Linked DNA regions of Homo sapiens: regions 1 and 2 are each linked to region 3. A link is a contact called in ENCODE Hi-C or POLR2A ChIA-PET data. All regions are on one chromosome and are shown on one strand. The core of a region is the stretch at or near the end of the contact, and the rest is flanking DNA. Distances in the headings are between cores, read along the strand shown.

Region 1 (2,746 bases), core at 18-2,517, 340 kb before region 3:
GTACCACCAAGGCAGAGAGCTATAAATTATTTACATTCTGGGTGCTACACATTTGGATCAGATTCTTCACTAGCATGTAGTGGAGTGTGAGCTTACAGGTCTATGTCTGGAGAGAGGCCTCCCTTCTACTTGCTGACAGCTCTGGCAGTTGCACCTGTGTTGTATCCCATCTCATGGAAAGGATGGTTGAGCTTTAAGGAAGCAGAGAATGCTTCATGATGGACCAATCCATACTGCTGTCTACTGCCCTTTTCCCCAAGCTTGATATGTGTAGATTTTATTATGTCTTGTTAATTGTTCCTACTGATAGTATTATTAGCAGTTCTGCCCCACTCGAGCCCAGGGTGCTGGATTAAAAGTGATGCCAGTGAAGGGCCTGTGATGATGTGGTGACTGCTAGTGGTAAATCATGAGCTGCAGTTTGAATGAGAGGGCTAAGCTCCATGCACTCAGGACTGATGAGTCAGGACATGACCTTGAACTCGGTGAACTGTGACTTAGGCATGTACATAAGTTTTCTTTAGAGGAAGCTTTCGCATGCATGGATGAGGCCTTATTTAACAAGAAAGAAACTGAGGCTTAGTGATGTTGTGACTTAGTCATAAAGAAACATGTTTATTTTCATAAACAAAACTGCCCCAGGAAATTCCTGTTACTTCACTCTTTGCTTCTCCCTGCTGGGTGGAAGGTCAATACCATTAGAACTTTCAGGCGCCAGCCTGGGTGGCCAACCTAATGGAGTAAGATAGTTCCAGCTCCAAGTAATGGCAAGCTTGGAGCAGGGCCCAGTGTAATTAAACCCCTGCAGTAAAGAATTTGATGTTCGTTGGTCTTCATTCATCTCAGTGAATGGGCTTGGGGCAGGAATATGATGATATATTCCGAGCAAAGAAAAACAGTGGCTCTAGAGATTTATGCCGTTGCCTTGAAGGTTGTTTGGTTCCAAATTAAATTTAGATAATTCAGTAAGAGAAAAGTTTCTCTTGGTAGATGGCATTGTGAGGTAGGGCAGAATTTAGAGCGTTTCTCCATTCATTAAAAGACTGTCCAGTGGAGTTACTTGTAAATTATATAGTCTACAGTAGAGTTAAGGATTATTTGAACCCTTATGACTCATAATTCCAAAAAGGACTTTCGATCGTGTGACCCTTAGGTGTCCTGTCTGTACCTTGTCTTGCTCCATTGCCTTCTGTGTGTTTTGTTTCCCAGTACTTGGTGTTTTGGTGTTTTCTTGGCAAGTAAACTCAAGTTGACTAGAGTGCTAGGCTCCCAAAGGGTAAGGCAGGGAAAGCAAAGTTGTAGAACTTCCTTTTTCTAGCTGGGTATTAGAGCAAATTTATGCAAGAGAAAGTTGAAGAATAAAGAGAAAGAAAAAGGAAGAAAGAGCAATGGAATATCAAAGTGACTGAGATAGTAAGCTGGGAATTTTAAACCATTAGGCCATTTTCCCCTTATGTTTCCTAGTCATTTCCAGGTCTAGAAAGGTACTTGTGTGCACTTTCAGGCCTTTAGAATTGAGTCTGGCTCTACTAGTTAAGTCTTGATTTGGCATGCTAGTGACAGGGCATTTCTTTCCCTCATTTTTCTCTCTCTAGTCACTATATTTTATATATAAAAAAATATAAGAAATATATATATAATATAAAAATATTGTATATAACATATATAAAAATATAAAATATAATATATAATATAAAATATATAATATATAATATAAAAATATAATATATAATATATATAATATAAAAATATAATATATAATATATATAATATAAAAATATTATATATAATATAAAAATATAAAATATATATTATATATAATATAAAAATATAATATATAATATATAATATAAAAAATATAATATATAATATAAAAATATATAATATATGTAATATATATAATATAAAAATATTATATATAATATATATATTATATATTTTTAGAGGAACTAGTGTAATTTTACCTTTAAAACATCTCAACATTGGGCTGGGTGCAGTGGCTCATGCCTGTAATCCCAGCGCTTTGGGAGACTGAGGCCAGCGGATCACTTGAGGCCAGGAGTTCAAGACCAGCCTTGTCAACATAGCGCAACCCCATTTCTACAAAAGAAAAAGAAAAAAAGAAAAAAAAGCCCAACATCTATAAAAGCTTAAAAACAAACTGTTTCCTCTTTTATTTGTGCTTAGAGTTTTTCTTTTTTTTTTTTTTTTTTTTTGAGACTGAGTTTTGCTCTTTTGCCCAGACAGCAGTGCAGTGGTGCAATCTTGGCTCACTGCAACCTCTGCCTTCCGGGTTCAAGCGATTTTCCTGCTTCAGCCCTCGAAGTAGCTGGGATTACAGTTGTGCACCACTAGGCCTGGCTAATTTTTTGTATTTTTAGTAGAGACGGGGTTTCACCATGTTGCCCAGGCTGGTCTCGATCTCCTGACCTCGTGATCCGCCCGCCTCGGCCTCCCAAAGTGCTGGGATTACAGGCGTGAGCCACTGCACCCAGCCTTGTGCTTAGAGTTTTTCTAAAAAAACTTCAAAATTGTTAAATGTAACACACATCAGAAGACGATACAGAACAAATGGATGCTTTTATAACCACCGTGTAGGCTGGAGATACAATCTTATCAGCACCCTAGACTTCCTTGTCTTGCCTTTGTCTTCTTCCCCTGAAGGGTAACCACTGTCCCAACTTTTACAGTAATCACATCCTTAGTTTTCTTTAGTTTTATCACCCAAGTGTATTTCCCCAAAGAT
Region 2 (2,724 bases), core at 12-2,511, 300 kb before region 3:
AAGTGCTTAGAACTGTGCCTGACACATCATAGTGATGTTGACTGTTGAAGTAGCCACCTAGCTGACTGACCTCTGTAGCTGTTCCTCTTCTAAAGCCCTTCCCACTCTGCTATTGAGTCAGCTTTCAAAAATGGACATCAGACCACATAATTCCCTTTTGAAAGTCTTTCTGTGGCTTCCCTAATCTGACCACTGCTTATAGACTTAGCTCATCTCCATTGTCCCTTTTCTGTCACTCTCTGTCATAACTGTATTGTAAATAATTGACAGTTTTTTGAATATGCTGTGATCTTGCATGCCTTGGCATCTTTGCACTTGCTGTTTCTTCTTCTACTTGAAGTGCCCCTCCTTCCCTGGTGTTATTTGCAAATCTTTAATGATCATTCCAGACTATGTCTAAACCTCCTGTGGAAACCTGGCCCTCTCCATGTAGAGTTGATCACTCCCTTCACGCTCACCATAATATATTGCCATCATTTATTTCTACTATCTGTTAAGCAGACAAACAAGACTGATCTTTAGCTCCATGATGGTGGGAGATGAGTCTCTTATTCTTCCTCCTGTGATGCAGGGCTTTGTATGGTGATTAGCACAGAGCACATGCTCCATAAACATTGTTGAATTGGTAATCGCATGTTCAGAAGTTTACTAAGATTTCTGCATTACTTTTCTCCAATTTCTCCAGGCTACAAGAATTAGTTGATCGAGTGCTGGAACGTTTTCAGGCATCTGGACTAATAGTGAAAGAGTGGAATAGTGTGAAACTGCATGCTACAGTTATGAATACACTATTCAGGAAAGACCCCAATGGTAAGTCCCCCAGAGAACTATAGCACAGTTTGTGATCAGCGGCCTTGTGGCATCTCTGAGGTTTAGGTAGAATGAGCTATCAAAGAATCTCTGATATAGCTTCTTTTTTAGACCTCTTAGCTTATTCTGATGAGCATAGTAGAGGTGGGCAAGAACATATATAGCATGGAACTGTGGCTTCCAGATCTTTTATTTCTGTCACACATAGGATTGCCATATTTAGCAAATACAAATACAGGATGCTCTGGTAAATTTTATATAAACAGTGAATAAATTTTTGGCATAAGTATGTCGCATGCAATACTTGGTGGCTTTTTTTTTTTTTAAAGAGAAAAAAGAAAGGAAGGTGAGCTAGTGAAAGTAAATGTTAAATCAGTGTTTCTCAACTGGGGGTTATTTTGCCCCCAGATGACATTTGGCATTGTCTGGAGACATTTTTGGTTATCATAGTTAGGGAGCTGGAGATGGGTTGCTGCTGGCACCTAGTGGGTGCTGTCTAACACTCTACAATGCATGGGACGGTCCCCCATGACAAAGAATTATTCTTCCCAAAATGTCGTAGCACAGAGGTTGAGAAACCTTGTGTTAAAATAATAGTTTTTTTCTTCATGGACTCTGAGCCTTTTTATAAAAATGCCTTGTTTTAATCCTTGATTTGGGATAGTTGTTTATTTCAAAAAGAAGTTTTCTTTTCTTCCTGTCCCTATCTCCAAAGTGAAAGCTTCTCTAGTACCTTCAGCATCGGATCAGGAGTCACACATTCAAGCCATATGCAGCTCTTCCTTCCAAGACTCGTGGTTCAAAATACACTAGCAGCACCAAGGTCACGTATTCCGGTTTCATTTCCTTTCTTGAGCCCTGACCTTGGTTTTAGAAAATCTAGGTGGGGGCCAGGTGCGGTGGCTCATGCCTGTAATCCTAGCACTTTGGAAGGCTGAGGCGGGTGGATCACTTGCATTTAGGAGTTCAAGACCAGCCTGGCCAACATGGTGAAACCCCGTCTCTACTAAAAATACAAAAATTAGCCGGGTGTGGTGGCACATGCCTGTAATCCCAGCTACTTGGGAGGTTGAGGCAAGACAATCGCTTGAACCTGGGAGGCGGAGGTTACAGTGTGCCGAGATCGCACTCCAGCCTGGCAACAGAGCAAGACTCCTTCTCAAAAAAAAAAAAAAAAAAAAAATCTATCTAGAGGAGAAGATAACTCCATCAGGACTTGAATCATTGACTATTTGTAGGTTTTTAGTTAGGACAATTTGTGTGTCCCTTTTAGTTAAGGCACGTCTTTTAATTTCTCTCAGATATGTACCAAAGATCCCAACTGGCAATCATTTGATAATTAACCCCGTTTAGTTACAGTCATGGTAGGACCAAGAAATTTGTAGCTATCTAGTTATTAGTTCTAAAATACTACTATTTTGTGATGCCATATTGAATTTTATTTAAGACTTATAAATAAATCTCTATTTTACTTTTGAGAACACTGAGATTAAGAGAGCTTCAAATAACTCAGTTAAAGCCTATATACTCTTGTTTGGGTAGGTAATAGAATCCAAAACTTTGAACTTGTTCCAGTTGAGTGTGTGTGTGTGTGTGTGTGTGTGTGTGTGTGTGTGTATTTTTATTTTATTTTTTTGAAATGGAGTCTTGCTCTGTCGCCCAGGCCGGAGTGTGCAGTGGCGCCATCTCAGCTCACTGCAACCTCCGCCCCCCAGGTTGAAGCAATTCTCCTGCCTCAGCCTCCTGAGTAGCTGGGATTACAGGCACCTGCCACCGCGCTCAGCTAATTTTCGTATTTTTAGTAGAGACAGGGTTTCACCATCTTGGCCAGGCTGATCTTGAACTCCTGACCTTGTGATCCACCTGCCTCGGCCTCCCAAAGTGCTGGGATTACAGGCATGAGCCACTGCGCCC
Region 3 (2,700 bases), core at 147-2,646:
CCCACCGATGCGTGGGATCACACACCATTACTTAGATGTCTGTTCCTCCTGCTCTTTGGGGTAAAGAAAATCGTGACTGTTCATTTGTTCTTTGGCCTGAGGGCCTCGGGCTCTGCGCAGTCAGTGGAGCTGGTAGCCATGCCTTCAGCTGGGTTGTTTACCTGCTTGTGTGGAGAAAAACCACCCTTGCCTGTAGAGCTTTATGATTAATCCACAGCTGGGACCTGAGAAGTTCCTCAAGTGCTAGGAGAAATGTGTGTGTAATAAAGTTTCTGGGAAAGGGATCCATGTCCCCAAAAGGTTCTGACCCACTGTTTGATCCCCTCTTAGGAGATCTGCTCTGGGAGTGGGCTTTGCACCTCTTGGCGGCTGGGAGCTCCCCAGCACCACCCAGTGGTGCCTGCCCTGAGGACACGCAGTCTATGAACGTATGTCATCATGTCGTTCATCCTGGGAGATGGAATCCGTTGCATACCACAGGCTGTTTTTGTAACATGCACCTTTATGTTTGGCTTGTGGTTGGAGGTAGAAGGGGGTGTCTTGCTAAGAAGGCACTTTCTAGGAGTTGGAATTTACGTGTTACTTCCTGTGTCCACGGAAATCTGTTTTACGCTGGAACTTGACTTTATAGGCGTACCGAATTCTCCACCATGCGTATCTTTTTGCCTCCAGATCTGAGGAAGAGGCCTGCTGCCATTCAGTAGGTCATGGATTGGGAAGTGACAGTCAGTTTGTATTAGCTGGGCCAGTTTCAGATACAAGGGGCTGCCCAAGATTATTTTCAGTCCAGGTTGGCCGGACCAAAACAAGTAACAAAGTCATCATGGAAAACGATTATTGTTTCACATTCCTAGAGGAAGTAGGCAGCCTACAAAGTATTCTCACATGGGCCTGTGAGAGTGTGTTGTGTTCCGGAAACACTCTAGATTTTGGTCAGCTGTAGCTAGTTCCCTGCTGAGAGGGCTGGAGAAAGTAGCTGGGTGGACATTACACTGGATGAGCATTTTTAAGAATCGGGGGTGCTGGTCACTTGCCCCTGCTTTTGGTGGTGACTCCTCTGTCTTGGCTCTGGTCTCCTGAGGTCTGAGCCCATCCTCTTCTGGCTTCCCTGTGTATCACTCTGCCTTCCTCTGCCTAGAGACTCATTTGGTAGCCTCCTGTTCATCTTGATTTGGAGGTAGGGCTAGGCAGTGTATCATGGTGTCATCATGGGTCCTTTTCAGAGTCCTAGGGGCCCAGGGCCTGCTAGGGTGTGGTGGGAGTCATCAGGTCTGGGGTTCCTATTTGTGCTGTCTCTGTGACCGCACAGTCCCCAGAGCCCTTACCCTCATGACTCAATTCTGCCTCCCCTCCACCGCTCCCCTGAGATTTATAACTGAGGCTGGCGCCAGCCATGCTTGGCTACACTGCGGGCTAACTAAGCTTTTGTGAGCCATCTGGGGAGCTTGGTACTGATTTGCATCTGGCACATGTTTTCCCCTGGAAACTAGAGTCCAAACCAGCAGCCTCTGGAATGTGGCCAGCTTGGTTGAGGTTGCGAACTGGACGTGTTTGTGATTTTGCTCCCAGGGGACAGGGAAGGCTATAATCTGGGCAGCAGATGAATAATTCATTTGCTTGTGTCTGAAGGGGTGAAGGTGATCTGACTCGAGCTTTGTGGGACTCAGTCTTTGTGTGAGTAGCTTGTGGAGGTAGTAATGAAAGAAAGCAGTTCATTCCTTACCCTCTCCTGGAGGAAGAACACGTACTGACCTATACAACACGTGTTTCCTATGTGTGTTACACACGTATGTAGAATTGGCTTACAGAGGGAAGCAGCATACAGCAAGATTCCTGAGGTTCTAAGTGTGTTTCTCAGGTGATTGTGTTTTGTTTTTTTTTTTTTTTTTTCTGTCTCAGACTTGGGTCAAGTATCTATTGCAGCAAAAGTTTGTTCAACCCTACTGAGATGCCTGTTGGAGTTTGACCCTCATGCCACCATCCTCTATGTGTAGTCCGATGTAATCTCTTGTTTCCTAGCTAAATAATTGGGCTAGAAGTGAGATGTGAATCTGAGGATTTTTTTCCCCATTTTTTTGGTTCTAAAATCAAGGACCTGTTTTAAGAAACATAGGCACTCTCAAGGCAGTTTATAAAATATTTTTAGGGCTAGGTATGGTAGCTCACCGCTGGAGTGCAGTGGTGAGATCTCGGCTCACTACAACCTCTGCCTCCTGGGCTCAAGCTATCCTCCCACCTCAGTCTCTCGAGTAGCTGGGATCACAGGTGCGTGCTACCATGCCCGGCTAATTTTTTGTAGAGATGAGGTTTTGCCATGTTGCCCAGGCTGGTCTCGAACTCCTGGACTCAACTGACCCCACCTCGGCCTCTCAAAGTGCTGAGATTATAGGCATGAGCCACCGGCAGCTGGCCATTGTTTTATGTTATAAGGGTATGAATTTTTTTTAATTTTAATTTTTATTTTATTTATTTATTTATTTATTTATTTATTTTTTGAAACGGAGTCTCGCTCTGTCACCCAGGCTCACTGCCAGCTCCGCCTCCCGGATTCACGCCATTCTCCTGCCTCAGCCTCCCGAGTAGCTGGAACTACAGGCGCCCGCCACCACACCTGGCTAATTGTTTTTTTTTGTATTTTTAGTAGAGATGGGGTTTCACTGTGTTAGCCAGGATGGTCTTGATCTCCTGACGTCGTGATCC

The links. Hi-C counts contacts between places; a loop is a spot of excess contacts on that map. ChIA-PET counts read pairs that join two places held with the same protein, here RNA polymerase II (POLR2A). Pooled maps may share reads with other maps.
Region 1: a map with no recorded cell type shows a loop between it and region 3 (12-fold over the local background). The contact joins two enhancer-like sites. A Hi-C loop is called at or near these places in 3 of 37 single-sample maps with no recorded cell type and 4 of 50 pooled maps. POLR2A ChIA-PET finds 5 or more read pairs at or near these places in 1 of 52 experiments (Panc1).
Region 2: a loop to region 3 is called in a map with no recorded cell type, with 20 times the contacts of the local background. The contact joins two enhancer-like sites. A Hi-C loop is called at or near these places in 8 of 37 single-sample maps with no recorded cell type and 5 of 50 pooled maps. POLR2A ChIA-PET finds 5 or more read pairs at or near these places in 2 of 52 experiments (PC-9 and naive thymus-derived CD8-positive, alpha-beta T cell).

What each region holds. Positions count from the first base shown.
Region 1 is chr10:72,171,885-72,174,630 of GRCh38, reverse strand. All of the region lies in intron 5 of ASCC1 (activating signal cointegrator 1 complex subunit 1), which reads left to right. Among named protein-coding and RNA genes, the nearest start is that of ANAPC16, 43 kb to the left of the region's middle. Within about 2 kb of position 1,267, at least 5 of the 41 ENCODE cell types and tissues checked have a DNase peak (open chromatin) inside an H3K27ac peak, as active enhancers do.
Region 2 is chr10:72,131,143-72,133,866 of GRCh38, reverse strand. It overlaps ASCC1 (activating signal cointegrator 1 complex subunit 1), which reads left to right. Exons shown (of 10, transcript NM_001198800.3): 8 at 686-810. Among named protein-coding and RNA genes, the nearest start is that of SPOCK2, 44 kb to the right of the region's middle. Within about 2 kb of position 1,261, at least 2 of the 41 ENCODE cell types and tissues checked have a DNase peak (open chromatin) inside an H3K27ac peak, as active enhancers do.
Region 3 is chr10:71,835,012-71,837,711 of GRCh38, reverse strand. The region is part of intron 1 of PSAP (prosaposin); the gene reads left to right. Among named protein-coding and RNA genes, the nearest start is that of PSAP, 15 kb to the left of the region's middle. RefSeq lists enhancers at 297-1,066, 970-1,069, 1,180-1,249, 1,067-1,836. Within about 2 kb of position 1,396, at least 26 of the 41 ENCODE cell types and tissues checked have a DNase peak (open chromatin) inside an H3K27ac peak, as active enhancers do.